Linked DNA regions of Mus musculus: region 2 is linked to region 1. The links are chromatin contacts, found by POLR2A ChIA-PET in ENCODE. All regions are on one chromosome and are shown on one strand. The core of a region is the stretch at or near the end of the contact, and the rest is flanking DNA. Distances in the headings are between cores, read along the strand shown.

Region 1 (2,608 bases), core at 47-2,546:
AGCGTCCTGCCCCACATGTGCCCGCCAAAGTCTGCCAGGCAGGTGTGCGATTCCTGGGCCGCAGTCTGTGCACGTGTAACCCTTGATGAGCTATGGAGTCCCGCTCAGGGTCTTGCGCTCAGCTCAGACCCTCGGAATTACTGGGTCAGAACCGGGAAACTAATTTCAAGTTTCAAACCCAGGTCTGCTGAGGCTTTGGCCTGAAATCGAGTCCTTTGCCCAGCCTTTCCCGCCACCAGATTTGAGTACAAGAGGGCTCGGTGTTCCGGCTTTAAGCGGTGCGCGTTCAGTCCCGGCCACCGTATCCCTAGAGCCCTCTGTTCCTGCAGACAGACACTCGAAACCTGGAGCCGGTTTTTCTTTCCTGATATCCAGGCGGACCCCCACCCCCGCCCAAACCGGGAGCGTAGAGATCAAAGCGTCCTCTTTCCCAGACTAGCCGAGCCGCCTTTTTCCAGCCCTTTCTTATCCCTGCGCTAGGTGGCTCTGATCTCTCCAAATCTTTCCTCTTTCTACGCTCTTGCTTTCGTGGAGAATTCCCTGTTCATTTAAAAACGTTTTGTGGTTGTTATTAAAAATAAAAACAACAACCGAACTGACCGCGTCCGGTCACTAGCACTTCGGGTTCCTAGCGAGTTCGGGGGCCGTGGGCGTGGGAGCACGAGGCTGCCGAATGTCTACGTTAACCCACAGCTGCTAGCTGGGTCCCCGGCAGAGGAGGTCACAGTGGCGGGTAACGGTGTGGATTCATCGGAGTGTAACTTTGGGCACCTCCTTCACGCGGGAGATTGTCACCGCTATCCCTTCCCCGCCCCCTCCTTAGGCTAGGCCGCTGGTCAAAGAAGGCACATTTTCCTGAAGTTTTAGAAAAATGACCACACATTTTAGAGAAAGGTCGTGCCCGCTTCCCAGCCTCACCTAGTCTGGGCCACTGCCAGGATCCGCCTCCCAGCACCACCACCCCCCCTTCCCCAACCTAGCGGAGGGAGAGATGCCAGGGCGGTGGAGTCATGCCGCTGGCTTGGGCACCATTGGCTCATGCCTGGAACACGCAGCGGCGAATACGCACATCTGGCGGTGCGCCCGGGCGGCTCCCAGCCTGATAAGGAGATAGAGGGCGGGCGGGTGTGTGTGTCCCGGGCGTGCGAGGAACGCAGGACGCGCCGTGACCGCCCCTTCTCGCACTTGCATCACCAAGTCCGCGGTCTCCACCCACCTTTTGCCCCGCCCCCGTCCCTCCTTCACCCCTCCTCTGGCCAGTTCTCCCTGGAAGCTATTAATAGCATTACGTCAGCCTGGGATTGGTAACCTGGAGTTAAGCGGGCTCCCTGCCAACGCGAGGGCTTTAAAAGGGGTGATGCAACGCGCTCCCAGCCACAGTCTCACTCAGCGAGACGCCGCGCACGGTGCTTCCCCAGTGGAGCCAATCGGCTAACCCGCGCTCCGGCAGAGTCCTTGGCGCTCGCCCGCCGGCGGGACAGACCACCCGCCTCTGGCCGCTCTCTGGACCCTGGCCGCCCCGAGCGAAGACTGGAGGTGAGTTAGAGCCACACCGAGGAGCGCTGCCCTCCTCACCCTAAGTTCCCCTCTGGTGACCAGTCCCGGGACCCTTGCGCCACCGGAGACTGAAGCCCTAGTGTCCGTGCCACAGTCGCTCGGCTGAGCCGCTCTTTGCCGCTGCCGTTCTTAGCTGGTAAAAAGTTTCTGGTAAAGTGAAAGAACGAACTTTCTCTTTTGACTCGAGGCGTGAAAGATGCCCAGGGACGGAGGAGTTGCGCTCTCAGTTTGCAACTAGGAGAGGTCGTCTGGGTGGAAGGTGGGTGCTGGTGCGCGGAGGTGACTCACACTCTGGCGATCGGGGTCCCCTCTTCCATCCATCACTTCTTGTCCCGGACCCTGGACTCGGAGCGGGTCCCTCCTAAGTCCGCGTAGAGGCGCAGTGGCCGCGGCTTGTTGAAGCGCTGCTCCCGGTATCGAGCTAAATGAATGAAGACCGGACGCTCGAACGGAGGTCCGGCACAGCCGCTGGAGGTCGCCTTGCGCTCCCCGGAGCAGAGATCTGGGCAGCATGACCGCGTAGAGCGCTGTGAGCGAAAGTGTGTTAGGATAAGTTTGGAGGCGGCGAGCCCTGGTGTGGCGCTGTCCCGGGGCTGAAGGCCGAGAGGTCTCCGCACCAGCTAACTTCGGACCGCTAGGTTTGAGACGTCACTTCCAGCCTCACTCGCTGTTGTGACTTGCTGTGCTCTGGCTGACTTTTAACCGGCCCTTGAGTTTCTTTATGTATTGGAAGGGAAGCGAAGGAATCGGATCAAGCGGGTGGAGGGACCAGGGTGTGGAACCACTTGTACTTGGGGGGGGGGGCGTGCGGGGGGGGGGTTGTTTGTATTCTCGTGACAGAGTCTCACTCTGTAATCCAGACTGCCCATAAAAACTCCGGCCAATCCTCCTGCCTCAGCCTCCCAAGTGCTGAAATTACAGGCCCACACGCCCAGCACCTTTCTGTGCGCTGTGTGCTTCAGATAGCCAGCTTTTGACAGATTTGTTTCTAGACTAAAATAATTAAAGTAAAAGGAGCCAGGGAGGGATGTTCAGTGTGGAGGCTCCCCCA
Region 2 (2,608 bases), core at 32-2,531, 130 kb before region 1:
TCAGCCTCAGCCTCTGTCACCTGTGTGGCCAGCAGTCTGCTTTCCTGTTGGATACAGCTAAGAAATAAATACTAGGAAACATTATTGGAAAATAATTTCTACATTCTTTTTAAATTTTACTTATATGTATGGCTGTTTTGCTTGTATACCACATTTGTACCTGGTGCCTGCAGAGGCCAGAAAGGGTGTCAGGGCCCCTGGGACTGGAGTTACAAATGCTTGTGAACTGCCGTGTAAGTGTAGAATCCAGGACCTCTGGGAGAACAGGCAGCGCATTTCATGTGGTCAGGAGAAATTGCAGGAAGAATCTTTTGGCTTCCTGACACACAGGCCTGCAGAGCGAGAAGAGGCTGGAGCAGCCAGAGTGCTCAAGGCCAGAGATATTGTCAAGATGTGTTAGGCCTCAAGAAGGCTGTGATATTTCACCCTGGGAGTTAGAAGGGCCTCTTCAACCTTGAGATTCTGCGACTCGGTATAAAGCAGATAATGTGTTGTGAGTTTGGCACAGCCTTCAAAGCCATAATCATGTTCGTTGCAACACAATTCTATAAAAGAGCCAGGCTAGGAAGATCCCTGCAAGGTCAGCCTTGGGACATAGCCAGCCTGAAAAACAGAACGAAATCCTGGAAGGAAAGGAAGGGAGGGGAAGGACAGGGGATAGGAAAGGAAGGGAAGGGAAGGGAAGGGAAGGGAAGGGAAGGGAAGGGAAGGGAAGGGAAGGGAAGGGAAGGGGGGGGGGAAGGGAAGGGGATAGGAGAGGAAGGGAATGGAAGGGAAGGGAAAGGGATAGGAGAGGAAGGGAAGGGAAGGAAAGGAAAGGAAAGGAAAGGAAAGGAAAGGAAAAAAGAAAAGAAAGGAACGAGGGAAAGACAGATGGGGAAGAGGAAGGAAGAGAGTGAGGGAAGGAAGGAATGAAAGATGGGGGAAGGAGAGGGAGGAGAGGAAGGGAGTAAGGGAAAGGGATGGAGAGAAGAAAGAAGGAAGGGAGGGAGGGAGGAAGGGAGGAAGGAAGGAAGGAAGGAAGGAAGGACGGAAGGAAGGAAGGAAGGAAGGAAGGAAGGAAGGAAGGAAGGAAGGAAGGGGGGGCAAGTTACTCGGGCCTGGTGCCACTAGTGTATAATCCCAATTCTCTGGAGACTGAGGCAGAAGGATAGCCACCAGTTCAAGAACATTACAGGCTATGTAGTAGGACTTAGCGTCAGAGAGAAAGGAGGAGAGGACAAATTGATAAGGCTGGGTCCTGTCTTACAGGGCCCCTCCCTAGGAGCCGACTGTGCTCCGCCCCGCCCCGCCGTCCTCCCGCCTGCTCCTCGCTGTCTATGGCGCGCCCCGCGCCCTGGTGGCGGCTGCGGCTGCTGGCGGCGCTCGTCCTGGCGCTGGCTCTGGTCCCAGTGCCCTCAGCCTGGGCTGGGCAGACGCCGCGCCCCGCAGAGCGCGGGCCCCCGGTGCGGCTCTTCACCGAGGAGGAGCTGGCCCGCTACGGCGGCGAGGAGGTAGGCGGCGCGGCCTGGGCCGGCGGCTGTCCCGAGCTGACTGGTGGCGGGGACCCACGCGAGGCCGGGTGGAGGCAGGGCGTCGCCCTGACGCCCCACCCCGCGCTTCCTCCGCCCCGCCTTGTCGCTGTGGGTCTGAGTACAGACCTCAGACCCTTCTAGATTTTAGTGTGAGGGTGAGCTGGGGTCACACGGCCTACAGTTTGTGCAAAGTGACCGGCCTGAGAGTGCGCACTGAGCTAGGGGGGTCTGGGGCCGGCAGGATGATCCAAGCCTTTCCTTTCCTGCCCCGGTGTCCCGGGCCTACTGAAGCTCACCCTTCAGACCCCATTTAGTGTCTGGGCTGGTGGGGATGAACGCAAAGGAGGAAATAACACTACCCGATATGGGTAGCTGCTTTAGATGGGGAGGAAGCCTGAATCCAGTTAGGAAGAACCGGTCTCTTGGCATTGTAGTGATTCCAGGAATTAATCCCCTACCTTTACAGATAGGGAAACTGAGGCACGTGCTCAGTGGTACAGGAGGGAAGGACCCGTGTTGCTTCGCTGAATCTATGTGCCCTGAGCTCCCTAGCTTCGGTGTTAGCGAACCTTACATAGACCAAATATGCAAGGGTCTCTCCCAAAACAGATCTTTAGGGATGAAAGCTGAGGCCAGTGGTTCTCAGCCTGTGGGTCCTAAGACTGTCAGAAAACACAGATGCTTACATTAGGATTCATAACAGTAGCAAAATTACAATGATGAAGTAGCAATGGAAATCATTTTATGGTTGTGGGGGTCACCACCGCATGTGAAACTGTTTAGAGTTGCAGCGTTAGGAAGGTTGAGGACCGCTGCTTTTTTTTTTTTTCTGGCCGCGCTTGCTCCCGTCTATTTATTTATTATATACAAGTACAATGTAGCTGTCCTCAGACACTCCAGAAGAGGGCATCAGATCTCATTGCAGATGGTCGTGAGCCACCATGTGGTTGCTGGGATTTGAACTCATGACCTCTGGAAGAGCAGTCAGTGCTCTAAACTGCTGAGCTATCTCTGCAGCCCAAGAACTGCTGCTTTTGACCCACAGGTCCATAAGAACACAGGGATAGGAACATGGCGGGAATGTGAACGGGTGT

What was found. ChIA-PET counts read pairs that join two places held with the same protein, here RNA polymerase II (POLR2A).
Region 2: POLR2A ChIA-PET joins it to region 1 with 19 read pairs in Patski. The contact joins the promoter of Nenf here to the promoter of Atf3 in region 1. POLR2A ChIA-PET finds 5 or more read pairs at or near these places in 2 of 5 experiments (Patski and embryonic stem cell).

What each region holds. Positions count from the first base shown.
Region 1 is chr1:191,182,021-191,184,628 of GRCm38, reverse strand. Atf3 (activating transcription factor 3) reads left to right here and starts at 1,296. Exons shown (of 4, transcript NM_007498.3): 1 at 1,296-1,536.
Region 2 is chr1:191,316,804-191,319,411 of GRCm38, reverse strand. It overlaps Nenf (neuron derived neurotrophic factor), which reads left to right and starts at 1,281. Exons shown (of 4, transcript NM_025424.3): 1 at 1,281-1,493. The coding sequence starts at 1,320.